Regions from separate parts of the Mus musculus genome. Here regions 1, 2, 3, 5, 6 and 7 are each linked to region 4. Evidence: chromatin loops called from intact Hi-C (ENCODE). Cell type or tissue: heart. All regions are shown on one strand.

Region 1 (4,000 bases), 420 kb before region 4:
GCAAAGAGCTGGGTGGCAATTATATTACAGAAGGGGTGATGCCACAAAGGAGGGGAAATGCCAATATCACAGAAGGGTGCAAAATGCCGAGGCAACCTCTGTTCCAGGTCACCTCAATGCCATTTATTGATTTACAGACAGCTGGGAACATATAAACACAAGCTCCTGCTGGATGTGGTAGTATGGCACAGACCTTTAATCCCAGCACTCTGGAGGCAGAGGCAGCTGGATCTCAGAGTTTGAGGTCAGCCTGGTCTACAGAGTGAGTCCTAGTAGATCCAAGACACAGACCCTTCTCAGACAGACAAACAAAAACCAAGCCCAGTTGTGTGGTCCTGTGATCCCTTTTTTTTCTGCTTTATTACACATAGCTCTGTGTATCCAAGGAAGTCAGCCACATTTTCTCCAGTGTCCAATTTGGAGGCCTCACTGTGGCTAGCACTCCACATCAGCTATACCCTCAACTGTACCTGCCTCATTTATCACATCATAAGTGGACTCTTCTACCTCAACTCTACCTGCCTTGTTTATCACATCATAGACGGACTCTTCTATCCTGTGCAGGTCCACAGAGCATCCCAAGACTCCTGCCTGGGCTAGAATCCCTCTCTAATAGCCCTTGAGGAATGACCCTAATCACACTAGTAATCTGATCTAGGTGGCTAATTCGGATACACAAAATACCTCTTATCAAGCCAAAATCAGACTTGCATGCATTGACTATAATTGTATTCTTTGGTGCTTTACAAAAAGGTCTAAATCTCCATAGTGATGGGGAACTTTTTTAAGATAAAAAACCTTATGCATACATGTGAGTATATGGCACATAGGCATGGGTGTGCACAGAGCCCAGATGCCCAGGAGCTGGAAGTACCAGCTATTGAGCTTCTCACATGGGTACTGGGAACCAGACTCAAGTGTTCTGAAGAGTGGTACATGCTCTTATCCTCTGAGCTATCTCTCCAGCCCCTGCTAACGATTTCTTTTTCTAAGACCTTGTGCACAGAACTCTCATGAATTCTATATTATTTTAATCTCTGCAAAAGTCCTGTGTTAGGAAAAAAAAATTCCAAAGCTTAAATTAATGCCTTAGGGGTTGAACAAGGAAAGAAATGGGGGCAGGCATGTGTATAGTAGAAGCAGTAGAAACCAAGCCCCCTATCAAATGAGTATTTGCCTAAAAGCAGCCTGTTCTCTTTTCTGTTAGATAAACTAGTTGACACAGTAATTGTCACTTTCCAGGAAAATTACACTATTACACTTTCCAGGAAATCCAAAGCAGAAACTACCTCTGTCGCTTTTGGTGGTGTTCATGTGATGAAGAGTCCAGACCCATTCCCTGGCATTGTGGTCGAAAGTACCACCTGTGGCCAGTTGACCACTTCCATTCTTTCTGGAGGTACAACAAGAAAAGATGGCATGGTCACTGAGGAGCAGAGGTTGCAAACTAATGGTCACTGGTTGCCTTGCATTTAAGAAAAAGACTTAAGTGGTGTTGGTGTTTGACTTTTCTTTAAAAGGAGATTAGCCAGGCAGTGGTGGTGCACCCCTTTAATCCCAGCACTGGGGGTGGGGGGGGGGGCAGAGGCAGGTGGATTTCTGAGTTCAAGGCCAGCTTGAACAGAGTGAGTTCCAGGACAGCCAGGGCTACACAGAGAAACCCTGTCTCGAAAAAGAAAACAAAACAAAAAACAAACAAAAAAAAGATTGCCAGGCCTCTTGAAGCAGGTTGTAAAGGTGGCTTTACCTGAGCAAGGATCCCCAATTCACTGTAGTCCCAGGTCAGCTGGCCATTTATTATTTCTTTATACAGCCTACAAATATCCCTCTAACAACCGTTCATCAAATGGAGAGTATGACATTTTCCTTTCAGTATGAACAGGTGGGCAGTTCTCTGAGTTGAGGCTTCCCTGTGTGGCCTTCCACCGATTGCCATGACAGCCAACTACCCTTCAAACCATCGGATCTATCTGAAGAGTCAGGTCTCTGCTGGGACCGTGTGCTTCATCCCGTGGGTCCAGACCTGGGCTGGGCAGCAAGCCCAGGGGAGCTTCTTGGTGTAATACAAAGGAACCGGAACTAGAAGAGCATAGCGTGGCTTCTGGCCTTACATGTCACTTGCCAATCATCGTTAATTACCCTTTAGCTTTTGACCTGTCATCTTAATCTTATCCTTTCTTGTTCCAAAGGTGTGTGGTTTATGGTTTAATGCCTTGGGAGAAAAGGGCAGATTCTTAATTATGAGGGGTTGGACAAATTACCTGAGTGTCACTTGCTTTAGAAAGTGGGGTAAACTAATTCCTCCATTAAAGGGACATTGGCAGGGTTCATTGAGCCAGTTTGGGGGTGGCGTGGCAGGGCTATTGCACGTACCTAGACCGTCATCATTCAGGAAGTGAAACTGCTGCTGGAAAAGTGAAGGTCGATCCTTTAGGGGTGGGGCCTGGAGTAGGGCCAAGGATGCTGGACAGCTCACCTGCCATCCCTGCCCTCCTGAGGAACGTGTTCTATTACAGAGTCACCCCAGAGACAGGGCCTCTTTCCTAGATGGGACAGGAGGGTGTAAGGTAGTCCTTTGCCTGTATCTGACTGGACTGGGCCTTCATGTGACCCAGACTGAGACAGGACCTTGCAGAGAAAACCGTGGAGATGAGGTGTGCCTCGGCAGCACATCTGACCTCTCCGGAAACTAGTCCTTTATGTTTCCACCCCTCTGCTTTACCCTCTCTTGTCCCTTGCTACTTGAAAGTTGTCTTAGTTTTCTGTGGCTGTGAAGAGATACTGAGACCAAGGCAACTTGTAGAAGAAAAAGTTTATCCGGGGCTTGGAGCTTGCTTAATTTCAGAGGGTTAGAGTTTATGACCATCATGGCGGCAAGCAGGCGTGGCAGGACACTCGAGCAGTAACTGAGAGCTTACATCTAAGCCCCCAGCTCAAGGCAGAGAAAAAGAGAGCTAACTAGGAATGTTATGACCTAGTGATAGACCTCCTAGTCCTTCCTAACCAACTGTATGTAGACTGGTCTCAATAACTAGTCTATATAAGCCTATGGGCCATTCTCATTCAAACCACCAAGGAAGCTGTGTTCTGAATCAACAGCGTGGCAGACTCCCCTTGGGAGCTTGTGAGGACAGCAGCATTGTCACAGGACCCAGAGGTTTTCATTATCCCTAAGCGTTCTGCACCTCATAGTCCATTTCCTGTCCTTGGGGCTAGACCCCCTTCCAGCAATGCTAATGGTGGGGGAGGAGAGAATTCAGGAACTCTACTCCTTGTGAGCTATCATTGCTCTAAAATGAATGGTGGAGCAGAGGTGGGGAAGCTTCACAGACAGAAACAAGGAAGGAAAGGCTCTGGGAAAGCTTTAATGAGCAGTGAGAAACCGAGACAGAGTCCCAGAGTAGGAACTGAGCAGGGTGTGCAATTTCTCATCCAAGGGAGGCAGGAACAGCTCTCGTGAGATAGCAGGAGTTCGTCCTGATTTTTGGAGGCTTTGGCTGTCCTCATCTGTAAGTCTGACAGCCCCATTCTTCCATCCCTTGCAGGAACTTGAGAAAAAGCTGTCTAGAAAATGCTCCAGCCTGAGGTAAATCCTTGGAGAAGGTTCCCTCTGGAGTTAATAGAATCTGCAGCTTGCCCTGAGTCTACCCTCCACCCCCCTCGGGACTACTGTCTCCTAAAGCTGAGAATGGGAGCAGCCAAATCCCCAGCAGCCTAGGAGCGTTCATGGCCTGGCCGAAGTACACAGGTGCTGGGTGTGACCAGAGGACAAGCAGCCAGATGACAAGCCAGGCCACCTGCCCTTGTGTCTGTGACTTTTATTTCTGCAGAGTTGATGGGACCCAGGGTCTCACATAGATTAGACAATTGCTCCACCACAGGCCCCAGCCTTGAGTGTTAGTTTTGTATCCTGAAATTTGACTTTGTTGATTCTAGTAGCTTCGGGGAGTAGCTTTTGTATTGACGTCTATATTGAGGTCATGACATCTGCAAATTGACT
Region 2 (4,000 bases), 130 kb before region 4:
CTAGATGAAGATTTACTATGGGTCCCTGGGATATCAGAGTAGGCATGCCTCTGTCACTCATTGTAACAACCTCAGACAGGCTCAATGCTCATGTTAGACTGTTTAGCTCTGGGGGGCAACACTGGTGTTTATCTTAAAAAGAAAAAAAAAAAACAAAAACAAAGGAAGACCCAAGCTCTTCCAGTCTAAGAACATACCCCGTCATGTATGTAGGACGCACAGGGGCCTCTCTGCCCCATCCTTGTGAGCCCTGCCTGTCTCAGTCCTCCAGTGGGTAAAGCACAAAGCTTCTAACTCCTCTCACCCCAATGAACTCAAACCAACTTTCTCCCAAAGAAGTTCAAGTACAAAGTAAATATTCATTGGTCTTCCGAATAAGCACCGTGGTGTCAGACTACCTTGTGGTAGTAGAAATCTTAAATAAGAGTAATAGCATAAAAGACATTTAAGAGTGAGCCCTGACCCCCCCCCCCCCAACCATTTTTTTTTTTTTTTAATGAAAACACAGGTTTCTTGAGACAGGACTTAGTTTCATAGGCAAGGGCTTAAAAGCAGCAACAAAATTCCCACCAGTTAGCCCCAAAGTACCTACCATTTCCCAGTAGCATCAGAGCATAGGAATACTGAGGCAGCTAGGAATGAATGAGCGGGCGCTCCTAGCATCCCTCCCTGCCTGGGACAGGAGGGGGTGGGGCTGGAAGGGAAGTCACAAGCCACTGCTTGGTCTGGGAAATCCCCGCCACATACCTCGGTTCTCTGCTACTGTGGCCTCTGAAGCTTGGAGCCCTCACTTCTCCGGAACACCTTCCCTCGGCCACCACTCAGCTATATAGGCGCTGCAGGGGGAGGGGGCCTCTCTACCGAGCTCCAGCCCTCCAAATAGGGTAGCCCTTCCCTCCACAGCAGGACCAATCAAGGGCTCCTGCATCACTCCTCCACCCTGGAAGGTTGGAGCCTCTTGTTACTCTTCACTGATAAAACCACGTGAAGATCTCGATGTTAAGACCGGCCTGGGAAGAACTACAGCCTGGGCAGCTTCCAGTGCCCACAGCCAAGGGGGCTGAAGGAAGCCTTGCTGGGTACATCTGTTGTCCTGCCCCTTAAGACCAGTCGCCAGTGACAAGGGGCCTCTTTCAGGCAACCTCATGGGAAGGGACAATTTAGAAGGACTGCCATTTGTCTGGACCCCCACCCCCATCCACCATGCCATGTTGCTGGAGCCCCCAAAAGTGGAAAAGTCACCACTTTCTCCTGGGTATGTGGGAAAAGCAGGACTGAGTGAGGAGGGAGACAAACTTGAGTGCCCGGGACTTTGGGCTTTTTTGGGGTCCCTAGGGATACTTGAGGTCAAGGTGAGCCCTAAGGCCAATAGGTTACAGATCTGTCTATATACACAGATGACGGCAGTAAAAATGTATTCCTCGAGGGCCTTCCCTACTGCGCAGGTGCAGTGGGGAGGGGAGCCAGAATCATGCCCCCGGCCCCATGGCAGGAAGCTCACAGGTACCTGTGACTGTCCCAAGGCCTTAAACACAGGGACTTTCTGGAGTGTTCCTCTTGTGATCACTACTGGAAGATGAAGTTAAAAGTGAGTTCTAGAGGTAAGGATAGGTAAGATTGTCTCAAAACAGAATGCAGCCTTTGTCTTCAACGGAACTAAATGAAGCTGCCTTTCCTGTAATGGGCAGCAGATGGCACCAGAAAAATCTACAACGAATTTTCAGCCTGAAGGTGGACTCGCCAGCTAGCTACCCCAACAGAACTAAGAGCTATTGAAGTTGTGTTGAGGACTTCTAGCTGTGCCCCCACCTCACTGCCACCTTTTTGCCTTTGTTTGTTTGTTTGTTTTATTTTAAAGGTTGATTTATTTCCTCTCTTAGAAAGATGTTTGCATTTTTTTGTAGACTTACAGACTTTCTGTGCATGTGAACAGACATGGCACAAAGACCGCCATTGTGAGGATTATTTGCAAATTAATTCAGAGAAAAACAAAATAAAACAAAAATTAAAAATGTCTAACGTTTTACTACTCGAAGACAATAATCTGTGAAATTTTGTTGGTTATATACACGCTTAAGGACATAATTAGGGTTTGCTGCATGCAGAACTGGAAAGGACCCAGAATCTTCTAGTTTAGCAACTCTGTACTAACCGTGACACAGGCTCAGACAGGTTCAAGGCCACTTAGCCTAGAGGCAATGCGTTCTGGGGCCTCATTCCTCCGTACTGCATCTATGAACCATCCCTGCTACCGCCCGCCTCCCTTGGCTTTCCAGTCCTTTTCTGAGTAGGGCTTTGACAGAGGGTGATGGGAAGCAGCGCCCAAACTGAAGACACTGCAGATTCCTCTTGATTATTAACAAAGGGCTGTTCTCAGAGGCACCAGGAAGGGTAGAAGACAGAGCATGCTGGAGAATAAAGAGGAATTCTAGAAGCTCAGGTGCTAACAAGACAAATTAGAATGTGAACCAGATGCAGAGTCTGCACATCTGGCCCTGCCTCACACATGGCCTCCCAGACCTGCCTCAAAGGACGTTGAAGAGGGAGGCTTCTGTACAGGAGCAGGGAGATCATAGCCAAGGGCATTGTCTCCCTGCCCAGACAATGGCAGGAAGGCTACCTAGGTGTAATGGACCATCCCTGGGATGTGGGTGTTCCGGGATCCCACGGGCTCTGGTACACATCTTGTGAATGTACAAATATTAGAAATTCAAGTATGTTGAGAAGTGACAAGAAAAAGGGGTAACTCCGGTATGCACAAGTGGGTCTTTATTTGATAAAGTCTTCCATTTGATTAGATCTTCGGTTAGTTAAGAACACTTAAAAATAAATAAAGCGACCATCAAGACCCAACCTCCGACATGAAATAAACTCTCCTTCAAAAGCTTCCTGTGTGAGATCACTCTCTGCATTGTGCCAAGGAGGAGAATAGAATGGCTTAGCCCCTCCTCTCGTCCCCTCTAGAGTTCAATTAATTAATCTTATTTCCATGCTGCTCTCAACCATTCAGACCCCCCAAGCTTCTCCGACCTCATAAGGATCACATTCCACCATGGATCTCAGCAAAGATACTGAGGTCCCTGGCCTCTGCTGAGCCAGCCCTCTCTCAAGCCTCCTGTGACTCCAGCCCTATGCAGCTCGGTGAACTAAGCATCTACCACCACCCTCTCATATGCAACTCCCCAATAATACCTGTCCCTCCTGTATCTGTCAGCTCCTGACATTTGGGGGGGACCCCACTGGGCAATGACTAAGTGTCCTGGTTGCTCACAATCCATCGGATCCTGGTTTTCCATGATTTTGCTTCAGGTCATGCAGCCTTTCTTTAGAGGAGAGCTGGGCAGCCATATTAGCCAGTTTTCCTGTTTCCACCGTGCTCAGTGGGTCCCATCTGCTTCCTTGGCCTCACAAACCAGGCTGTGATGCTATTGCTGCTTCTTTAAAAGTCCTTCCAGCTCAAGTGGCTTGGATGCTGAGCATCCCTGATTGCCAGGTGTTCAGTACTGGGTCGTTATTAAGGTCCCACCTAGGCTGGATGTGGATTTTCCCCTTCCTGTTTATGAAAGGTCAGTCTGCAAGGGTATCCATTATCTTCTTCACCTCACTCTTCTCCTCCTTATTATCCAACTCTTCTCAGGCTAACCGGCTCTGGATCTGAGGAAGGACTCTTTAGCATGCATCTAATTTGCATTCTTTTGCCATTGTCACAGTTGACAATGACAATTGGTTCCCACATCCATTCATGAGGTGCCACAGGTCCCATGGTCATAGCTGCTACAATCAAGGCTTATCAAATGCTACTGAGCACATATACTTGGGAGTTTAGAGTTCCATACATGCTCTTCCCCTGAAATAGTATAAAGCATTGTAAGTGTGCAGTGGCTGTTTTGAATGCTCAGGCAAGTGTTAACATATTAATTGGTGGCCTACCAGAAACACTAACAAAGTGTTTAGGGCTGTAAAGGTAATTGGCTAAGAACAGCAAGGTTGGTGCCCGAGA
Region 3 (4,000 bases), 660 kb before region 4:
ACAGCCCTTCTGTTGAGCATAGCACAGCCACCTTTTTGGTTAGAGCTAATTCCTTTAAGCTTGCTTTATTTATTTATTTATTTATTTATTTATTTATTTTTAAAGATAAGGTGTAGCTCTGGCTGGCCTGGAACTCACAGAGATCCTTCTGTCTCTGCTCCCAAGGGCTGGGATTAAAGGTGTGTAGCACCATGCCTGATCTTTAAGTATATTAGCTGAAGCTCTTCCTCCAGAAAATTAATCGTTCATTCACCTATGTGTGCAACGGTGGCTTGGTTTCCATGGCACCGTTGTATACAACCACCTGCTATCAAGAGGGAGTCATTTCAGAGCAGAGGTTTTGAGGGATCTGCAGTCATGGAAATAAGTTCTCTGGCATGACCAAAGATGAGCATGGCTTTAAAAAGTCAAAAGTCAAAACCACAGGAGGGAAGAAGAGATCTAAGATATTGGGAAGGTTATTTATATGAGTATCCAAACAGCCAGACAGGAATAGTACCAAGGAGAATATTGAGAATAGAGATGTCCCCTCAAAATATGACACTCCAGGGGTAGGTGATGGCCATGTAGGTTTGGTTTGATATATTCTGCTGTGGATTTCACACAATATTTCCTGCATGCTCTTGTGTTGAACAGTTTATCTTCACTTGCTGATGCCATTTGAGATGTGATTGGAAACTTCAGTAGATGGGACCTAAGGTCACAGGGGGCTTCTGAAAGATGTACCTGCTTCCTGGTCACCATGAGGTAAACAGCCTGCTCTTCCACAAGCTTCCACTACCACAACGTTCTCCATAAGATGGAGTCCAGAAACACAGGCTCCCTAGTGCCTAGAGATGTGACCCAGTGGTAGTGTCTGGCTTGCATAAACAAGGCCCCAGGTTTACTACCTTGCACTGAAAAAAAAATCACTATTTTGCTGAAGTTTTTGTCACAGATATGAAAATCCTGACTAACACACATTGAGACCATACAATATACAAAGTTGGAGGTTTTAGCAACAAGGTAGAAAAAATATTTCTGGGGGTTGGTTATGCACACCTAATCCTAGTATTTGGAAAGCACAAGCAGGAGGCTTGTCAAGAGTTCAAGGTTAGTCTGGACTTTGTGTGGGTCCCGTGCCAGCCTGGGCTAAAAGTAAGACACTATATATCACAAAACACTTGATGAGTCCTTGGATGTGGCCTAGGTTCCCACCTAAGCAATAAAGATCCAATTGATGTTGAGTTTAACCACATCTGTTGCATGCTGGTTGGTGCAGGGGGTCTTGTAGCTGATTAACTGAGTGGTAACCAGCTGAGCAGCTGACTAAGGCGTTAAGTTACGGTCTGTTTCTCACCTCCAATTTTCTAAAACGTCTGATCGCATTGCTGTCTAAAGTTCTTAGAACTTGTGCTGATTCTGAGAACTGCCAGATTTGAGATCCTGTTTTTGCTTTATTTTGTTTTTCTTTGCTCAGACAAATGTCCTAAATTAATTGGTCCAGGGAACATCCAAAAGTAGCAATGGGAAGCAAAAAGATGCATCCCTGCAGTTTTAGTCCCTGGGATGCTAATGAGGGATGGGGAAGGCAAAGGAGTCACCACTAGAGGGCAGCAGAAGACGAAGGTGCCCCCAGAGTCAGGTTCTCAAAGGAGCCAGAGGATGAAATAAACTCAGATCATCTCTGGATTACAATGGTTCCATAGATACCTTTGGAAAACTGTATGTTGAAAATAATATTTAAAAGCAATACACATTTAAAAACCATACTTTGATAGGGGATGCATTAGTTACTGAGGGAGGACTTATTTTGGCTTCATAGCTTCATGGCATCACTAGTAGGAAGACGTGGTTGGAGCAGCTTGCTTCTCAGCTGAGGAAGCCTGTGGCTGGGCTCTTGACATCTCAGCAGATCTGCAGGCGAAGATCTAGACTGAACTGGAGGTAAGATAGCCTTCCCTGGATGTTAGCATCAGCGAGACAGGTCCTACATCCTAAAGGTCCCACAGCCTCTCAAAATGGTGCTATCAGCTAGAGACCAAGTGTTCAAACACATGAGCCTGTGGAGGACACTCTATACTCAAACCAAAACAGGGGTCATACTAGGATGGCAGATTAGTAGCAGCCTTTGTATGATTGTGTGGTACAGAGGTTGATAGAAATCAGAGAGACAACGGACAGAGTCTATACCAAAAACAGAAAGAGAGGAAAGGATCTGATAGCACAAGCGAGATCACAGGAGAATCAAAGACTTCCATAGTATAAGCCAGGGCTACTCTGACTCAAAAGAGTCCGTCCTAGCCCAGGATACAACCACAGTCCCAAGAAGCTTTAAAGCCTGTTGGGGGGCTGTGCTGTGTAATACTGCATTGGTTAAGTTTCTGCTGCTGTGATGAAACACCATGAGCAAGGTAACTTTTAGAAGAAAGAGTTTATTTAGGCTCACAGTCTGAGAGGGTTATAGTAGAGTCCATAATAGCAGTGATGCATGACAAGTCACAAGCATGATGGCCAGAACAGGATGCTGACAACTGACACCTTGAACTGCAAGTGCTAAGCAAAGAGTGAACAGGAAATAGAGTGAGGCTCTGAGCTCTCCAAGCCCACCCCAGGATACCAACTTCCTCCAGCAAGGCTGTGTTCCCAAAACTTCCCCAAGCGGTTCCCCACCAACTGGGGAGCAAACACTCAAATGCCTGAGCCTATAAGCACATTTCTCATCCAAACTGCCACGTATTCCAAAACCTGGAAACAGAAAAGAAATGGACAGATTTCTAGACACACATATGACCTTCCACATTGAGAAGGTATGAACCACATAGATCTATAGTGAACAATGAAATTAAGGCAGTAACATGCCACTCAACAAACAGGAGCTCAGGCTGGATTCATTCACAGCCGACTTCTACTAATCCCTAAATAAGGACTAATAGCAATGTTCTCCAAGCTATTTCATGAAATACAAAGGGACACTCCAAGCTCAGCCTATGTGGCCAGTATTACCCCGAGACTAAAGCTGGATAAAGACAAAAACTATAGATCGTCTTTTCCTGATAAACACAGATACACTCTCAGTAAAGTGCTGGCAAACTGAATTCAACAGCACATAGAAAGTGTGACTCACCATGAACAGGATATTCTTATTCCAGGGGAACAAGGATGTTTCAGCACATGCGGTGTAATAATGTGATGGTTTGAATACATTTGGCCCCCATAGATTCACATATTTGAATGCTTGGCCATCCTGAGTGGCACTATTAGGAGGTGTGGCCTTATTGGAAGAGGTATAGCCTTCTTAGAGGAGGCATGTCACTATGAAGGTGGGCTTTGAGGTCTCCTGTGCTCAGGCTCCACACTGTGCCAAAAAATAGTCTCCCGCTGGCTGCCTTTGTATCATGATGTAGGACTCTCGGCTCCTCCAGCACCGTGTCTGCCTGGATGCTGCCCTGCCTCCCACCATGATAACAAAGGATTGAACCTCTGAAACACTAAGGCAGCCCCAATTAAATGTTTGTCTTTACAAGAGTTGCCTTGGTCATGGTGTCTCTTCACAGCAATAAAACCCAAACCAAGAAAAATAGCATTTCAATATAGAGGTAGGCTCAGAAATCACATGATCATCACAATTGATCAGAAAGGATTTTAACAAAGTTCAAATCTTTTCATGACAAAAATCCTCTGTTAAAGCTAGGAGTAGAAGGAACATGTCGTAACATAATGAAAGATGGGCAAACCAAATGTATAGCCTACATTATACCAAGTGTAGAAGGCACTGAGAGCATCTCCCCTAAAGCCAGGACTCTCACTTCTCTTTCAGCATCATGACTGAATGCTTAGCAAGAGAAAGACATAGAAAGGAAGCAAGTGAGAAAGGAAGAAAAGAAATCATCTTTATCAACACTCTACCAGAAGTCTTGGTGGTCTGAGAAGACTATACAGCCACGGCCACTGCCCAGAAAGCTGCCAAGATGTGGGAATCCCCAGTGAGCAGAGACAGGGACAGAGGCACATGGTAGCC
Region 4 (4,000 bases):
AGGAGGAGGAGGAAGAGGAGGAGGAGGCTGAAAAGTCCATGTAAGGCCAGAGGAAGGCCCCTTATGGCCAGGACTTCTCTCTCTGCTGGCCTGAGACACTGGAGGGCTGTGGCTATCAGTGTATGGACATGACTTTCTCGGACTTTAATGAGGCTTAGTTACTTTCCATTAATGGCTGGCTCTTTCTTTTCCATCTGCCTAGATGTATTGGGATGACATTGTAATTTAAACTTTCTCTGAGCAGAAGTGCACTCTGAGATCCCAGTGACACCAGTATCCAGAAGAACCCGGTACCTGGCCTAGGCCAGGGCTCCCCAGACTCTTTGATGAGCCCCTGCTAACCACACCCTCCCTGGAAGAGAGGCACATTGGTCAGGAGACATCTGGACTGTATCTTCCCTTTCCATGGTCTGAGTATCTGGGATGCAGGAATTCTTCCTCTGCTGCCTCTGAGCCTGATTCTCCCATGATTACCTCGTGGGCTTGCATTTCTAGCACAATACCCTTGTGCTTGGCTTTTGTGTTGAAGAGGCTGGGGGCTGCTTGCCTGGGACAGTGTAGATTGATCTCACACATGCCAATCTGGGTGACTATGGTTTGTTGAAAATCCTAAGGAGCCTGGGCAGGGATGGCAGGCAGGTTTCTCAGTGTCTGGTATGCGTTCCAGGAGTCTAGCCAACCCTGCAGTTCATGAATAGAGTGCATTCGTTAATAGAATTTTCTTTTACTGATTCATTTAGCTTTCAATTAGCATATAAAATGATGGAACGCAGGTCAAATTTCATAATGTTTCCCTCATGGTGATTCTCCTTCCCAACTCTGCCTGCCTCCAACACTTCCTCCCTCTGGTGGCCAGTCACCCTTGGAAAGTTCTGGTTCCCTTGTACCATCCCTTGGGGCTTGAGAGATGATGGTTCTGTGGCTAAGAACCATTGTGTCTCCTCCAAGAGGCCCTGCTCATAGCCACCTGCAACTCCCATCTCTAGGGGATGCAAGGCACTCTCCTGGCCTCCACAGGCAGCCCCCATTCCCCAGACACCTCGCATGCCCTGCATATAAAAATAAATCTTAAAAAATCGTATTTTTAAAGCAAAAACCCCTCCAAAGTATTTCATATATTTTACTCTTTGAAAATTTCATGTTTATATAATGTACTTTGATCATAGCCATCCACCGTTTTCTCCCTCTAGCTCCCCCTGCTGGCTCAGTTTTTCACTTTACAGCAAGCAGCTCCTCCCTGGGCCCTTGGTGTTAAACATAAGCAGGCACAGTTTTGCCTGTGGCTCCTCACCCAGTCATGTGCTGGGCTGATCTGTAGGTTTGATGTGTTTTCTTCTCTTTGGAGCCTCAATTGTGACCGGAATGCAGGAGTGTGGTGCCCCCACCCCACCCTACCCCATATATATATATATATATGCACATGTATATACATGCACATGAGGACCAATCCTCCCTATTTCCACTTAGGAATTGAATGCCAGAGCTCACACGCTGACAAAGCTCTTTCAGAGGTTGAGATCTCTAGAACCTTCTAGAAGTCATCTGGTCTTAGGTTTGGATTCCATCTTCCCAGATCACCCTTGCCAACCATAAGAAGGTAAGTATCATGGCAACGGCTACAGCATCAGCTGCTGATTCTTGTGCTGACCCACTGCCATCTCCACTATAACCACCTTCAAAGCCCTTGCCACCATCATTACAAACCCCCATCAGCACCAATCATTTACTCAGCAAACACTTGCTGTACATCTCTCTCGGGCTTGTGGTATACATATTAGGACGAAACCGTCTCCTGAGAACTTACACTTCAGGCGCTAAAGTTTGGGACCTGAAACCATAAGAAGGAAATTATCAAAAACGCTAGGATTCGATATGCACTATGGAAAGGAAGCAGAGAGCGGTAACGGCTGGAGGGCGGGGCCAGTGGCAGGCTACAGTTTCCTACAGCATGGTCAGCGGCAAAGACTGAGTCAAGATCAAAGTGAGGGATTTGACGGTACTCTCATCGTTCTTACTGAATTATTATTATTGTGTGATTTTTATACACGAAACACTTAATAAAAACAGTTTGGGAAGAGTCTGAAATGGCAAGGACAGACCTTCAACTTAAGGTTTAACTGTATGAACATTTCATGACGCTTTGGAGGATCCTTGCTGGGTTTCTTTCACAATGCTGCCCCCCAGTGTTCAGTGAGAGTAGTGCAGGATCAGGAATTCAAGCACTTACTGTGAGTCCCAAATTTCTCACCCAGATATTAGCAAACTATATTAAAGTTCTCAAATATACAAAAATATTATGAAATAAATATGTTTTAAATTTCAAATCCTCACAAGGGTGAAGCCACATTAAAAGGGACAGATTCACCTGAAATTCCCACAATTTGTAAAACTATAAGTAAAATAAAATTTATTAATTATATCAATAGTCATATGCACTTGTGATATTTATGGACACTATGTGTCACAAAATAGGCTGGTTATTCCCTTTAATTTTCTGTTAAACTTCACAATGTTTGATAAGGGAAGTATTAAAGCATTTTATATGAGACTCAAAAGATCATTAATACTCTATTCCTGGAACATATACATTAAGACTAATTAAAATGAGATTTACTTAGTTTCAACCCAAGGGACTAGATGTGATGGCGTCTTTCTTAAGCATCTAGAAAACATGCATGTTAAATTTCATAGTAAGTACTAAGTAAAAAGGGGTTGCTGGACATACCCTTAGTTAGAAACAACATTTGCATCCAACCCCCACACCAGCACCATGCTTTAAGAAAAAACAACAGACTCACCCTCGTGCAAGTTTGGAAAGAGACAGGTTGTCCATCCTGGAGGTGCAAAAGAGAAAGCCTTGGGCTTAAACTTAATGTAAAAGGGATAAAGTAACAGGACTCCAAAAGGCTTCTGAAGACCAGGGACTTAGACAAATGGAAATGCGAACTGTATGCTTAGACTGAAAGATTCCAAGTCGTAAACATAGCCAAGTAAAATGTAAGGTGAATGGGGCCATAATGCAATCGCCCATAAGGATTTGTGGAGGAGAGAACGAAGTTTATTACTTCTAAGGCTCACAAAAACATGAGTCTTTCATACTAAATTCATGATGAGCAGAGCTAATAATTATCTATCCTATACTTCAAAGTTACTGAGAATACATTTAAAATATTTTTTTCCTACAAAAACAAGAATGTGAAGTGATTTGTACATTAACTAAATTTGACCATCCTACATTATATTCATGGGAGGGTGTTTTGGTTAGGGTTTTACTGCTGTGAACAGATACCATGACCAAGGCAAGTCTTATAAAAAACAACATTTACTTGGGGCTGGCTTACAGGTTCAGAGGTTCAGTCCATTGTCATCAAGGTGGGAGCATGGCAGTATCCAGGCAGGCATGGTACAGGAGGAGCTGAGAGTTCTATGTCTTCATCCAAAGGCTGCTAGTGGAAGACTGACTTCCAGGCAACTAGGGTGAGGGTCTTATACCCACACCCACAGTGACACACCCATTCCAACCAGGTCACACCTATTCCAACAAGGCCACACCTCCAGATGGTGCCACTCCCTGGTCCAAGGATATTCAAACCATCACAGAGGGTCATGGTGGCGTATGCTTATAATGCCAGGCTTTGGAGGCTGAAGTAGAAAGACCATAGTTTATGGCCAACCTAGGCAACACAGGGGCGGTCTTAAAACAAAAACAAGACTCACCATGTACTCCCATAATACACTCAATTACTATTGGTCAATTCAAAAAAGAATAGCTAGAAAACCTTTTCTAGGAAGAATCATGAGATAGGATAATTCTACCAATTATTAAAACGTTGTGAAATTATAAGCATTTGAGCAAATTAGACAGATCAGTGGGAAGTATCTGAAAGGAGAGTCAAGAGGCAGGTTCATGCACATAGATTTTCCTGTATCATTATTATTAATTATGATTATTTTAAGAGATGTATCTTATTTTATTTTATACATGAGTGTTTGCCTGCAT
Region 5 (4,000 bases), 400 kb after region 4:
GAGCAAGCCAGTACTTGGTGGTCCTCTGTGGTTTCAGCCTCTGCTCCTGTCCTGAGTTCCTGCCGTGACTTTTCTCAGTGTGCTGACTACCATCGGGATACGTGAGCCCAAAAAAATCCTTCAGCCTCCACAGGTGCTTCTGGTCAGTGTGTAACTACAGCACCTGAGACTCAAACTAAGACACAAGGGCATTTAAATTTGAGAACCATTTAATATAAATGTTGTCTTTAAGAAAATAAACAGAAAAGAATGTCTTCCTCCTGAATACAAAGACAACCCCCATTTGTAAGTCCACCTGTATCTTCACTCCAACCTGTGGGTGGAAAGTTAAATTTGAGTTTTAGTTCCTGAATTCTTTTTTCCACTGCTGAGATGCCATATATTCAATGATTATATCGTTCTATTTTCCTTTTAATTTTCCACCACTGAATTCCTCCTTAAAATTGTGTGTGTGTGTGAGAGAGAGAGAGAGAGAGAGAGAGAGAGAGAGAGAGAGATTTGTTACATCCAAAGTATCTAACTACTGATTCCTTTTTGCCCGAGGGATCTCACTCCTAAACTCAATGTTAAATATGATGAAGACAGCTGTAGTCAAGACAGGATGGCTCTTGATATTCCAGCAATAGCACGTCATTGTCTATTTGTCTATAGCCTATGAGGCCTGTGTCATTACTAATATAAAAATGTTGGTGATTCGCAGTCCCCCAGGACTCACAGACTCAAATCTGTCAGATCGCACCTTCAGCATCAGTGATGTACCAACATCGGGGTTCTCACGAAGTCCGTGATGGACAGGACCCTAGCAGCCCTCTGTATGGTGGTCTGTATGGTTTTCATATCTCTGGTAACGGCACCCTCTCTCCCAGATTCCTAGCACATGATGAGCCTCTAATCTTTTAGCCCCAACCTCTCCAGAGGCCAAAACTTTTGACTCCTGAGCAGACCTAATTTCCCTGTTTGGGGAGGGGCTTCTGTAGTTAAGCTAGTCACAGCAGCTGCTCTGGAAGAAGACCCAGGTTCAGGTCTTCACATTCTCATCCACAAGGCAGCTTATAACTCCAGTGCTCCCTCCTGGCTTCTAAGAGCATCAGGCACATATTCAGTGTACTTACTTAGTACTGGCAAAATACACACTCATACACATAAAATAAAAAGTAAACCAACTCATGTTTATTGTTTTCTTTAAACAAGGACTTTTTCCCAACTTCCTTTGAAGCCAAAACCTCGGACACAATTCTGGACGAGGCACAGGTCAATGTGTGCAGTGGCACAGGAGCAATGTGTGCAGCCGCTCCTGGGATACTTCTTTCTTCTATAGAAGACGAGATTGGCACCACCCTTGTTCATTCCTCCAGTTCTCCCTTGGACATGATGCCTGGATCTGGACTAGTGATGCTACAGCCATGAGATAACACATGTGGGGACAACATCAACATGGCAGGATAATGAAGCAGAAATAGAGACAGCCTGGGTGCCTGATGCCACTGCCACCGTAAAACCACACCAGGCTGGCAATTTTTAACAGCTGGATTTCTTCAGGTAGCAAAAAGAGAAAAAAAAAAAACTTACGTTTTTCAATGCCATCTCATCAGATGTTTTTTTGGTTTTTGGTTTTTTTGGTTTTTTGGTTTTTTTGGTTTTTTTTTTTTTTTTTTTTTAGGTATTTTCCTCATTTACATTTCCCATCAGATGTTTTTGTTGCCTGCAGCTAACCATTCTCCTAACTGACGCATACCGTTTAGAAGAATAACTCTTTATACGTCAGGGTTTACAACTATGAATATTGCCTTTAGCAAGTTTGTCAGTCAGTTCTCTGTTTCAATAACCAATACCTGGAATAAATCACGCGGAAGGAAGAAAGCGGTTTTTTGGTTGGTTTGTTGCGTGACTTCAGCAATTTCAGTTCAGGGTTGCTTAACTCTGTTGGGGTGGGTGAGTCAGATCCTTGTATCACAGCAGGAGAGCGTCATAAAGGAGGCCTGCTCCTTACATGGCATCCAGGAAATAGCAAGTCTGAGTCTTAATAACCCCCTATGAGGTCATGTCCCCGGTGACCTAGTTTCCTTCACCTAGGTCCAGTCTCCCAAAGGTTTTGTGCTTTTAGAGCCAGGCATTTAACTCAAGAACTTTTTTTGGAAGCCACTTCAGACAGAACTATATGAAGAGAGAACATATTGCAGGGAGATATAGAAGAAACATATGAACAATATAACTTAAAATTGTGGTAAATGAAAAAATAAACAAAAAGAACACAGGTCATCAAAACTAGTCTCTGCTATGAAATAATAGGGCTCCCCCTATTATTTCATAGCAAGATAAAAAAAATGCAAAATCACCAATGATCTCAAAATGTCCACTAGGAGGCAGTAGAGCCTCCTTTCTGATTATGCTCACTCCGGCTCCCAAATGTGAACTTTCTGCTTCCAAGCTGCACCTTACAATTAGAAATCTTTGACCACAGCATTTGACTGTGACCCTGAACACCCCGAGAGTGCCGGCATTGCGCTTAAGGTCCGAGCCCCGCCCCTCCAGTCCTCCACTGTCTGCTGCCTTCCTGCTCCTCCAGCCTCACCCGGTTGCTTCTCCCTTCACTCTCTCCATTCCACGTTCTTTTTGGTTCCTTGGGCCGACAAACTCTTGCTTGCAAAGATGAGGGTACCCTTTGATATATTCCAGGGCCCCCTTTCTCCTCAGTCACCTTAGTCCTCCAACCCCGCCCACATCTGGGAACCCAAGTGAGAGTAACCGGAGAGGAAGTCTCTACTGACTCCTAGTGGACCTATTGAGAACGTTTGTGATTATAGGGTCTGCTCAGATGCTAATCTCGCCTGACAAAAGTCCACCTCCAAGTTTGCTGGAGAATCTCCTGAGTCTCATTTCTTCTCCCAGCGTCCCTCTCTCTGCCCAGAAGACCCACCCTCCACTTCCTGCCCAGTTATTAGCCGTCAGATTTTTATTACAGCCAAGCAGATACAATTCTAGATTGCCTTAGGCCAGTGAGGAATAACAACTACTTACAAAATATAAGACCGGTGAGGGGCCATAGAAGTAATAACACCAAGCTGCAGCTAGTATTTAGCTCTCTGCCTCTGCAGAATTAATAGAATCCAGAAACACACAAAGGTATCCCAACAGTGTATCCCAATAGCCCAGGCTTGCTATGTAGCCTAGAACTCACAGACCTCTTGCCTCAGCTTCCTGGAAGCTGACATCACAAGTGTTTTGACACTGCCTTGCTTTGATTATTGACTGATTTCTTTTCCCCCAGAGACCTAGACTTTCTTTTTACAGTTTTGCGAAAATGCAAAGGACACATTCTCACCATCTTATCACTTCGACCAAAAAGGGATTGTGATTCCTCCTTTTTTAAACTAATGGATAGTAATTGTACAAAGCAATAGACTTTATGTGACTTTTTTTTACACACGCACATAAGGCACTTTGAAGATAGGCTCTTGTTACCCTTTCTTACCATGTCCCCTCCCTTCACTCACGCCCTTGATGGTCCCACCTCTTTCTTCCTTCCTTCCCCCTGCTGAGTCTCCTGTTAGAGAGTAAGCATGCCATGTATCTTTCTGAGTCTGGTTTTCACATAATATGAAGAACAAGTTCCATCCATTTTCTTGAAATTATTTTTGTCCTTTTTTGTATTATTATTACTCTGTGTGTGTGTGTGTGTGTGAGAGAGAGAGAGAGAGAGAGAGAGAGAGAGATGTGATGAGGAAGTCAGAAGACAACTTTGATGTCTTCTGTCCTTCCACCATGCCATCCAGGCATAGACTCCATCTGACAGGCTTCCCTGGCAAGGGCTCTTACCTGCTGAGCCACCTCACTGGTGTTGTCTTGTTCTTCTTTATTGCTGAGTAGAATTCACAGTGTATATACACCACATTTCCCAGGTTGATGCCATAACCTTGTATTGTGAATAATATCTCACAAGCACTAGTGTGCAGGTGTCTATATGGCAAACTGAGTTTGAGTCTTTTGGGTACACACCCAG
Region 6 (4,000 bases), 120 kb before region 4:
CACTAATTCTCTTGACTAGGAGAACTCCTTAGGAGTGATAGAGGGTAGCTGAGCCTGAGAGGTAGGAAGAATTCCATGCATCAGCTAGGGCTACTTAAGATCCTATCAGAAATCCCCCTTACAAACAAAGGGAAAGAAACCAGAGAGCCTGAGATTCCTTTGCCAGGTTCTGCACCCTCCCTTGATGACTCCGCCAAATGCCTGTCCAAGGCTAGGGGAGTACAGGTGACTCGAACCTTGGCATCTTTGATTTTCAGCTTCTGGTTTTCCGCTTAGCAGCCATTTATCACCTGGGAGCTTGCAGACCCCACAGACTCTGGGAACTACAGAGCCCACCCAGGCCTGCAGTCTCAGGGCCCGTGTTTAACTAGCCTAAGTGACCTAGGCACATGTCAGTTCCAGAAGCCTGCATTGGCGGGATGGCTTTCATGTGGACTAATTAAACCTCTCAGTAACGGTGGACCTCAGGACTAGGCTGGGCTTCATGGCTTTCACACAGCAGGGCTCACCCACACCCTCCACATGCCTTTTGTCATTTGCCCAATTCTCTCCTTCTAAGGGAGTATTCCCAGACAGATATCTGGTCACTTTGTGTGTCAGAGCTGGGCAGCCTTCGGTTTCTTGATTTTCCAGAAGGGCAGGAGATTTCTCTGGATAATGTCTGCATCAGCAACATGTTATTATCTGGGAATTTGTTAGAAACGTACATTTCCAGGCCCCATCCCCAGTCTCAGGAATCAGAAACTCTATGGGTGGGACCCATCACATTGTATAGCAAGTTCCCAGGGGTTTCAGATATAGTTTCCAGTGTGTGGACATACAAGGCCTTGTGCTTGATGGGTTCAGCACAGCATCATCTAGGAACTTATAAGACCCAGGAGTTGGGACCAGCAGAGTCATACGTACAATACGTACAGGTTCAAGGAGCCCTACTCCATTCAAGAGGCATCCTACAAATCCATGAAAGCCAGCCAGATGGTGGTTTTCCTGGACAATGTGGGTGGAACTCATAGATGGAAATAGGGTAGAGCAGCCAAATTCCAGTGTGGAGTAGAGTTCTGGGTAGCAAGAGAGGTCACCTGCTGTACTTGGAAAATGATCACAAATTGTTCGGGTTAGCTGGTCAGGTCAGGCTGTGAGTCTGGAAAAGCTGGGGTCCTGAATTAAGGTTCCTGATAAAGTAGATAGTTGTACAGATCTTTTTCCTTCAAAGGCAGAGGGCACCTTGAAGTCCTTGAAGGAGAAGGGAAGATAAAGTCGGTGCCTGGCTGTTCTCTAGAACACTCTGTTGGGGACAGATAAGGACAGTCATATTTACTTAAGTTCTTAAAAAAAAAACCCTCTCTGTGGGTATGTTCATGTGTGGGTGCATGCAGAGGTTAGAGGTCTTGGGTGTCATTCTTCAGAAGCCATCTACTTTGTTTTTGTGACAGGTCCTCTCATTGTTCATTGTCCCGGAGCCCCTTGAGCAGGCTAGGTTGGCTAGCCAGCAAGTCCACTTCCCCAGTGCTTGCTGCAGTTCAAGTGAACACTATCATGTCTGACTTTTAAATGTGGGTTCTGGGGATCGAGTGGTCCTGTCCTTTATGTTTGCCAAGCAAGCCCAGACAGAGCTGTCTCCCTAGCAGTCGTTATTCTTTAAGTAAAAATTCTTTCTGTAGAATCTGCAGTTCTTGAAAGGTGGGCCAGCTAGGTGGTGACCCCAGTTGCTCATTCTGACGTGGTCTTCTCGTTTAGTGGAGCAGCTGAGAAAATTATGACTGCCAATGAAGAGTTTACTTCTAAATAAGTAGGAAAATGCCCAAAAGGTAGCATGAAAATGGTTAAACTTTCGTTAAGGATTGATCCTGAAGGGTATTTTCAGTTAAGTCAAGCTTTTGAGTTTGTGTTGTTTGTTTAGTTTTGCAATTAATGCTGTCTCAAGGCATTATCTTTTCATTCCTGGTACAAAGTCGACTGACTGACTGAGTCCTGCAGGAGGTGGGCATCAATGCCTCAGCATCCTCTACCGTTGTACCCTGTCCAACGGAGCAGGTGAACCAGTGTGGTCAGACCTGTTCTGGTCAAAGCTGCCACCTTACACTGCTGACTGATCTAGTAGCATCGAAAGACACCCCCAAGTACCCCCATCCCCCACTACCTTCTGTGTACTCCTCCCTGACTTTAAGAAAAAGCACTTGCCCAGATCTTTGTCTTTAGGCTTCTTTTCTGCTTGGTGGAGTTGCTCCCCAAGAGCTCTCCTATATGACCTGTGAATATCAGGACTGTCTTAATTCTGTGAGTGGGATTTTCCCCAGCAGGGTTGGGTGATCCTTACGGGCCTGCAGGTGGCGCTATCACGTTGTGGTTTCCACCACTTCTTCAAGTTTCATGCCTTTGTACATGATGGCTGCTCAGGAAAATCCCTAGTAGTGAGCATCATATAGCTGCACTGGTGCCTTCCCACAATGGACACCTGCACCATGAGCCTGTGCCTTCTCACAATGGACACCTGCACCATGAGCCCGTGCCTTCCCTTACAATGGACACAGGTATGCAAAGTGAATTGCAAGTGTGGCCTTTTGGGCCAAAAGGTTGAGCCTGAAATTGCAAAATCTGAGCTATGAGGGCTTAAAACAGGCACTTTGGAGCTTAAGTTTCATTTTAATCAAGAAAATCTATTTCTAAGATGTGTAGACCTGTAATCCCAGCACTCAGGAGGCAAGGGGCAAGCAGATCTCTGTAAGTTCAAAGCCAGCCTGTTTGACATAGTGAGTTCCAAGGACAACCAGGACTATGTAAAAATATCCTGTCTCAAAAGAAAAAACAAAAAAACAAAAAACAGTTATGTCTGAGCCAGGTATGGGAGTTAGCATTTACAATGCCAGCACAAGAAAGACTGGGGCAGGAGAAACAGTTTGGGCTCAAGTCCAGTCTAGATTACCTGGTGAGTTCCAGAATAGCCTTTGACGTTCAGTAAGAAAAATTAACATGATCTCAAAATAATTAAGGATTGAGGTGTAGATCAGTATGTCCAAACAAATGGGGAAGAAGGGAGGGGAGGGAGAGAGAGGAGAGGAAAAAATGAATCTGGATTCAGGACAAAAACCACTCCCCCTGGAGTTGAAGCAGTGGCTGTTCTTTCAGAGTACCTAGTTTGAGTCCCCAAACCCACAGTGGCTCACAACCATTTGTAACTTCAGTTCCAGGGGATCTGATCTGTCTTTTGACCTCTGAGGGCAATGTATGTGGTGAACAGTCATATATGTAGGCAAAAACACTGATACACATTGAAAAGAAAAGGAAACAAACCTCTTCCCGAGCAGGAGAACTCTACTCCCCACCCCCTTGTCTCCTCTCCCCACCCCTCCTCCCCAGGAGTGCTTTTGTGTTTCAGCAGGGCTAAGTATAACTTAGGGGAAGATGCAAAGCCAGTGGAAACAAGACAGGACCAGAGGTAAGACCCGAGGCCCCTCAGGGACAGGGATGTGAAATGAGCCCAAGCCACCCTGGCGATAAACAGTGGACTCGGAGCATTGGAGAGAGAACAAACCCCGCCAGGTGTTCATCATAGCTTCTATTTAATGTCAGTCTGATAGCAAACATTTATAAACTTTTTATATGACAAAACAAAATACATGCAAAGTTACAAATATAGAAAACGTGAAGTACATGCAGATTCAAAGACCAGCTAGGGGTCTGCTTTGGAATCCTACGGAACTGAGTGCACGCTGAAAGCCCAAGGGTCACACGGTAAGCATTTAGTACTGGATGGAACGGCCAGGGCGTCCCATACTTCAGATGTTTTAAAAAGAAGACATAAGCTTGAAGTTATGTTTTATATATTCTATACAGAAAATCCACAGTGCAAGCTGAAGCTATCGCAGTTTATGTCTGCTGGGGTAAAAAGCAACTTCAGGAACAAATTTTGCCTGATTTAAACAATGCTAGCAGAATTTCTTTCCCACTTTGGAATGGAGCCTACTTCTCTTATCTGCAGCCTAAGAGAATGTTTAGATTG
Region 7 (4,000 bases), 290 kb before region 4:
CCATCTCTCTCATGGGCCACCTTTTAGTTTCCTGGTCTGAACACACACTTATAAAATTACTTATGTTTAAAATTAGAAGCAATGTGCGCAGGAGAGATAGCCTTATTTGTCTTACCTCACTTGATATGTTTTCTAAATTCTTAGAGAAAAAGCAACAAAAAAGATATTACATTAATAAAATGAGATGTTTTCAAGTGCGTACTCATTTTTTTTTAAACTGCATGTGTGTTTGTGTGCATATATGTGTGTGCATGGGCATGTAGAGGCCAGAGGACAACCTTGGGTGCCATCCAGCAATGTCATTTCCTTTGAGATAGGGGTCTCTCACTGGCCTGTAGCTCACCAGTCAGGCTAAACCAGCTGACCAGCAAGTCCTAGGGACCATCCTCACTCCCTCCCCAGTGCTGGGTCACAACCATGTGCCACCATGCCTGGCTTCTTATCTTTGAAAGGGGTTCTGAGGGTCTAACTTGGGCTTCAGGTTCACAGTTAGCCCTTTATTTAAAAAGCCATTTTTCTAGTCTCTCCCATGATGGTCCTAGCCCCTTCTTTCAACAGGATTTCTCTGTATAGTCTTGGCTGTCCTGGAGCTAGCTCTGTAGATCCACCTGCCCTTCCCAGAGCGCTGAATTTAAAGCCATATGCCACCATGCCCAGCTGGTAATTTCTGATGAATTAAATCTTTTCATTGCATTTGTCCAAGTTTACTCTTTTAATTGTTTTGACTTATTTTTTTGTCTTGAATTTAACCCTACACAGTTGGTAAGAACAGAGCTGCTCACTTGCCTCTTACTACACTGAGAGAGACATAAGTAGAGCTTAAATACAGGCAAACATGAACAGCACAGGAGTCCCACTGTAGAGATTAACAGGAGTGCTCTGCCTGCACGCACAGCTCTTCCCTCGACACAGGTGCAGTGTGGGTCTAGCCGGTGGGAAATCCTGTGAGGCAGGTTTGTGTTAGGCTGTGGGAGTATCATAGTTTATTTGTACCATTTTTGTTTCTTCAAGGTCTATTTAATTTTATGCTTAGATGTGTTTTGTCTGTCTGTCTCTCTCTGTGTCCATCTGTGTGTGTGTGTGTGTGTGTGTGTGTGTGTGTGTGTGTGTATCCCTGTCCTATGAAGTCATCATAGAGGCCAGAGGAGGGCATTGGATCCTTCAGGTCTGAAGTTCTAGTGATTGTGAGCCACCCTGTGGTGCTTGGAGCTAAATTCTGGTACTTTGCAAGAACAGTTGGTGCTGTTAACCAGGGAGCCGGCTCCACAGCCCTTTCTCATTTCTGCTTCTGAGTTCCTCTACATCCTTGCAGCGCCTCTTCTCTGGAATCCCCAGAGCATTCTGACTAATGCTTGGCTCCCTGGGTCCACTGACGCTTCAGTGGGTGGCATGCGGGGATCAGTGTCCTGGCCCTCTGGGGTCCCATTCTTCTCCAGGCTTCTCCTGCTCCAGGAGTCTTCTCCTCTGGCCCCATGGCCTCTTTTCCCTCCACACAACAGCAATTTCATCAAGAAATTGGACAGTGGCCCTCTCTGTTCTCCTGGTTCTTCTCTCTCTGGCCGAGGGTCCCCTCTTCTCAGGTGTGCAGCTCTGCTGGCAGAGCCTCTTCTGCCTCTCACCTGAGCCTGTCTGTGTTCCCTCTGGTCTGGGCAGTCTACTCTAAGAGATGGGGACAGATGAGGGAACGTCCCAGGAGGGGAGGTGCTCCCTGCCTCACTTCAGTGCCTGCTGGCCCTGTGATGGAATCAAGACTAGGAAGGGTAGTCTGTCTGTCTGTCTGTCTGTGCAGTCTTTTCCTCCTCTGGGACTGTAGATAGGTCCTGTCTTCCACACCCCAGGGACTTGGGTTGTGTGGTTTGTTGTGAGAGCTTATTTTTGTTGACTTTGCTTACTTTGTAATGATGGGGTCCTGCCGTGGCATCACTGCAATTCTTTAAGTTTTGCAATCTGATGTCTTTGGGCTCTGATAGGGGGAAAGAAAAACTGTCAGTGAGTAGAAGTAATCTCCCTTTCCACTGAGCTGGCAGCAGCAAGGGCAGACTTGCTCATCTGAACTGTCTGAAAAGATAGGTTTTAATTTCTCTTCTTTGTCTGGGTTTGAGAAATACAACCGCAGCAGCTGCTGGGATTCTATGACAGACCCAGCCTGCTCTGAAGAAGCCTGCTGCAAGACTGGTTTCAAGACGATAATGGAGGCCTGCAGTAACTGCTTGTCACCAGGCGGTGGCTGTTGTGTAATACAAATAGCATTTGATGAGGTGCGGTTAGTTATACAATTTTGGCCAGCTCGTGTGGGATATAAGAGCTGAAATTACTTCAGCACCTGAAAGCAGCTCCTGCTGCACCTCAGGACAGTCACAGACTGCACAGGCGTGGTGGGTCGCACACTGACTGGAGGACGGTTTTGTGGATAGACTGAGATTCCGTTGAAGGTATGACCATTGCTTGGTATAAGAGCTCTGCTTTGGGGGATGAGTTCTGAGGCTTATTGGACTGTGTCTGAATATGTCTGTGCCTGTTTCTTATGTGCATTTGTGACCGTGTGGATACCTATGTGGCCATATGTCTGTTTCTCTCTCTCTCTTTCTCTCTCTCTCTCTCTCTCTCTCTCTCTCTGTCTTTCTCTCTCTCTCTCTGTATGTGTGTGTGAGAGAGAGAGAGAGAGAGAGAGAGAGATGCATATACACGTGTTTTTATGAGGGAGACAGAGACAAGACTGTAGTGTAGGTGGGTGAATAGTTTATAGTTCAGGTTCATCCAGATGTGTTACTAGAAATGTCTAGACTTCCTCAGTGCTGTCAGGGACTATTTAAAACTTGGTGACTGAACACTAGCATTTTTGCAACTGTCAGAAGGCAGTGCCCCTGGTCATACACGTGAGAGCCAGTGCAGAGCATGACAGGCTGTCTGTAGCAATGAAGCGTCACCTGACTTCCTGGTCTTAAGTCCTGTTGGGACTAGCAGGGCTCTGTGTGTTCTGTCTGTTTCCTTCTTACAGCCTTTTAGAACTTTGGAGAAAAGCAAGAATAAAAACAAAAGGAAATGTAAATAACAAATTTCATAAAGAGCTGGGGCCTCTTTTATAATGGAGTACATTAATTTTTTAAAAATCCTTACAAATTATAGGTTTTTAGATTTTAAGAAGATTTGGTTTGAGAGTTTAAAGAAAATTATGATTACTGTGGTGTCTGACTCTAAGTGATTCCAGTTTCTGTGTTAGGCTGGTATTATTATTATTATTATTATTATTAACATAGGGTTTTGTAATGTTACCATGGCTTGCCTTGAGTTTTCAGTCTTGAAAGCTTGCTGGGCTGGGCAGTGGTGGCACACGCCTTTAATCCCAGCACTTGGGAGGCAGAGACAGGTGGATTTTTTAGTTCGAGGCCAGCCTGGTCTACAGAGTGAGTTCCAGGACAGCGAGGGCTACACAGAGAAACCCTATCTTGAGGGGGAAAAAAAAAGGAAAAAGAAAGCTTGCTTGGGCTTAGAATTGTGTGCCACTGGAAAAAAAATACCTTGAAAAGGATTTCTTAGGGATCCCTGTGGTGGAGGGAGGGTGACAAGGGCAACAAAAGTAATTGCAGTGTAGTTTAGGCAAACCATAGCATCAATCCCTTAGGAAAATACCTTATCTAGGAAAAATCTGCAGATGAAGTGCAGTCTAGGTGGGTGGGCAGGAAAAGATAGAGGTTTACAGATGGAGGGGGAATCAAGAGAACTGAGCAGGCAAAAATCTAGCAAAAGTAGGTAGACGTGTGAATAAACTAGGGTGTAAGTAAGTGGAGAGGGGCTCTCTGGGATTATGAGAAGGAGGTTTGACTTTGACGTTTGTTACAAGGAAAAGATAGGAACATCCCAATGAGGACTGGTGTGGTCCAAAGAGGAGCTCAGAGGGATGGGTCAGAAATGCTTCTCCAATAGGCATGGCTTCTCTCGGTGGGGGAGTAGAGGTGGAGAGCCGCCCAGAGCTCACTGGTGTGCTCCTCCTTAGAGGGAG

Evidence for each region. A loop is a pair of places that touch in the nucleus more often than their neighbours do. Peaks named below come from ENCODE experiments on the same cell type or tissue, not always from the same donor. Only the 100,000 strongest peaks of a DNase experiment are listed, where the experiment ranks them.
Region 1: it touches region 4 in a loop (8-fold over the local background); 22 of 42 quality-filtered maps call a loop at or near these places.
Region 2: a loop joins it to region 4, with 5 times the contacts of the local background. A loop is called at or near these places in 41 of 42 quality-filtered maps.
Region 3: it touches region 4 in a loop (2.5-fold over the local background); 3 of 42 quality-filtered maps call a loop at or near these places.
Region 5: it touches region 4 in a loop (2.6-fold over the local background); 12 of 42 quality-filtered maps call a loop at or near these places.
Region 6: it touches region 4 in a loop (4-fold over the local background); 41 of 42 quality-filtered maps call a loop at or near these places.
Region 7: it touches region 4 in a loop (7-fold over the local background); 22 of 42 quality-filtered maps call a loop at or near these places.

The regions. Positions count from the first base shown.
Region 1 is chr2:132,234,649-132,238,648 of GRCm38, reverse strand. No RefSeq gene overlaps it. Among named protein-coding and RNA genes, the nearest start is that of Tmem230, 11 kb to the left of the region's middle. In heart, no CTCF peak of the experiment used is centred here; no DNase peak of the experiment used is centred here.
Region 2 is chr2:131,947,663-131,951,662 of GRCm38, reverse strand. All of the region lies in intron 3 of Prn (prion protein readthrough transcript), which reads right to left. It overlaps Prnd (prion like protein doppel), which reads right to left and starts at 802. Exons shown (of 2, transcript NM_023043.3): 1 at 748-802. In heart, a CTCF peak has its summit at 1,686 (motif pointing right); no DNase peak of the experiment used is centred here; H3K4me3 peaks cover 617 bases; H3K27me3 peaks cover 488 bases.
Region 3 is chr2:132,483,238-132,487,237 of GRCm38, reverse strand. It overlaps Gm14095 (a long non-coding RNA gene), which reads left to right and starts at 637. Exons shown (of 3, transcript XR_866754.2): 1 at 637-747; 2 at 1,805-1,926; 3 at 3,800-4,000. In heart, a CTCF peak has its summit at 1,586 (motif pointing right); no DNase peak of the experiment used is centred here.
Region 4 is chr2:131,818,427-131,822,426 of GRCm38, reverse strand. 5330413P13Rik (RIKEN cDNA 5330413P13 gene) reads left to right here. Exons shown (of 3, transcript NR_029381.1): 3 at 1-2,421. Among named protein-coding and RNA genes, the nearest start is that of 5330413P13Rik, 27 kb to the left of the region's middle. In heart, CTCF peaks have their summits at 991, 1,203 (motif pointing left) and 2,185 (motif pointing left); a DNase peak (open chromatin) is centred at 1,236; H3K4me3 peaks cover 476 bases; H3K27ac peaks cover 670 bases.
Region 5 is chr2:131,421,739-131,425,738 of GRCm38, reverse strand. No RefSeq gene overlaps it. Among named protein-coding and RNA genes, the nearest start is that of Smox, 68 kb to the left of the region's middle. In heart, CTCF peaks have their summits at 2,387 (motif pointing right) and 2,747; a DNase peak (open chromatin) is centred at 2,698; H3K4me3 peaks cover 867 bases; H3K27ac peaks cover 460 bases.
Region 6 is chr2:131,937,973-131,941,972 of GRCm38, reverse strand. All of the region lies in intron 2 of Prn (prion protein readthrough transcript), which reads right to left. Prnp (prion protein) reads right to left here. Exons shown (of 3, transcript NM_011170.3): 3 at 3,537-4,000. Among named protein-coding and RNA genes, the nearest start is that of Prnd, 11 kb to the left of the region's middle. In heart, a CTCF peak has its summit at 2,312 (motif pointing right); no DNase peak of the experiment used is centred here.
Region 7 is chr2:132,109,774-132,113,773 of GRCm38, reverse strand. All of the region lies in intron 1 of Slc23a2 (solute carrier family 23 (nucleobase transporters), member 2), which reads left to right. Among named protein-coding and RNA genes, the nearest start is that of Gm14051, 32 kb to the left of the region's middle. In heart, a CTCF peak has its summit at 2,216; DNase peaks (open chromatin) are centred at 1,513, 2,233 and 2,903; H3K27ac peaks cover 304 bases.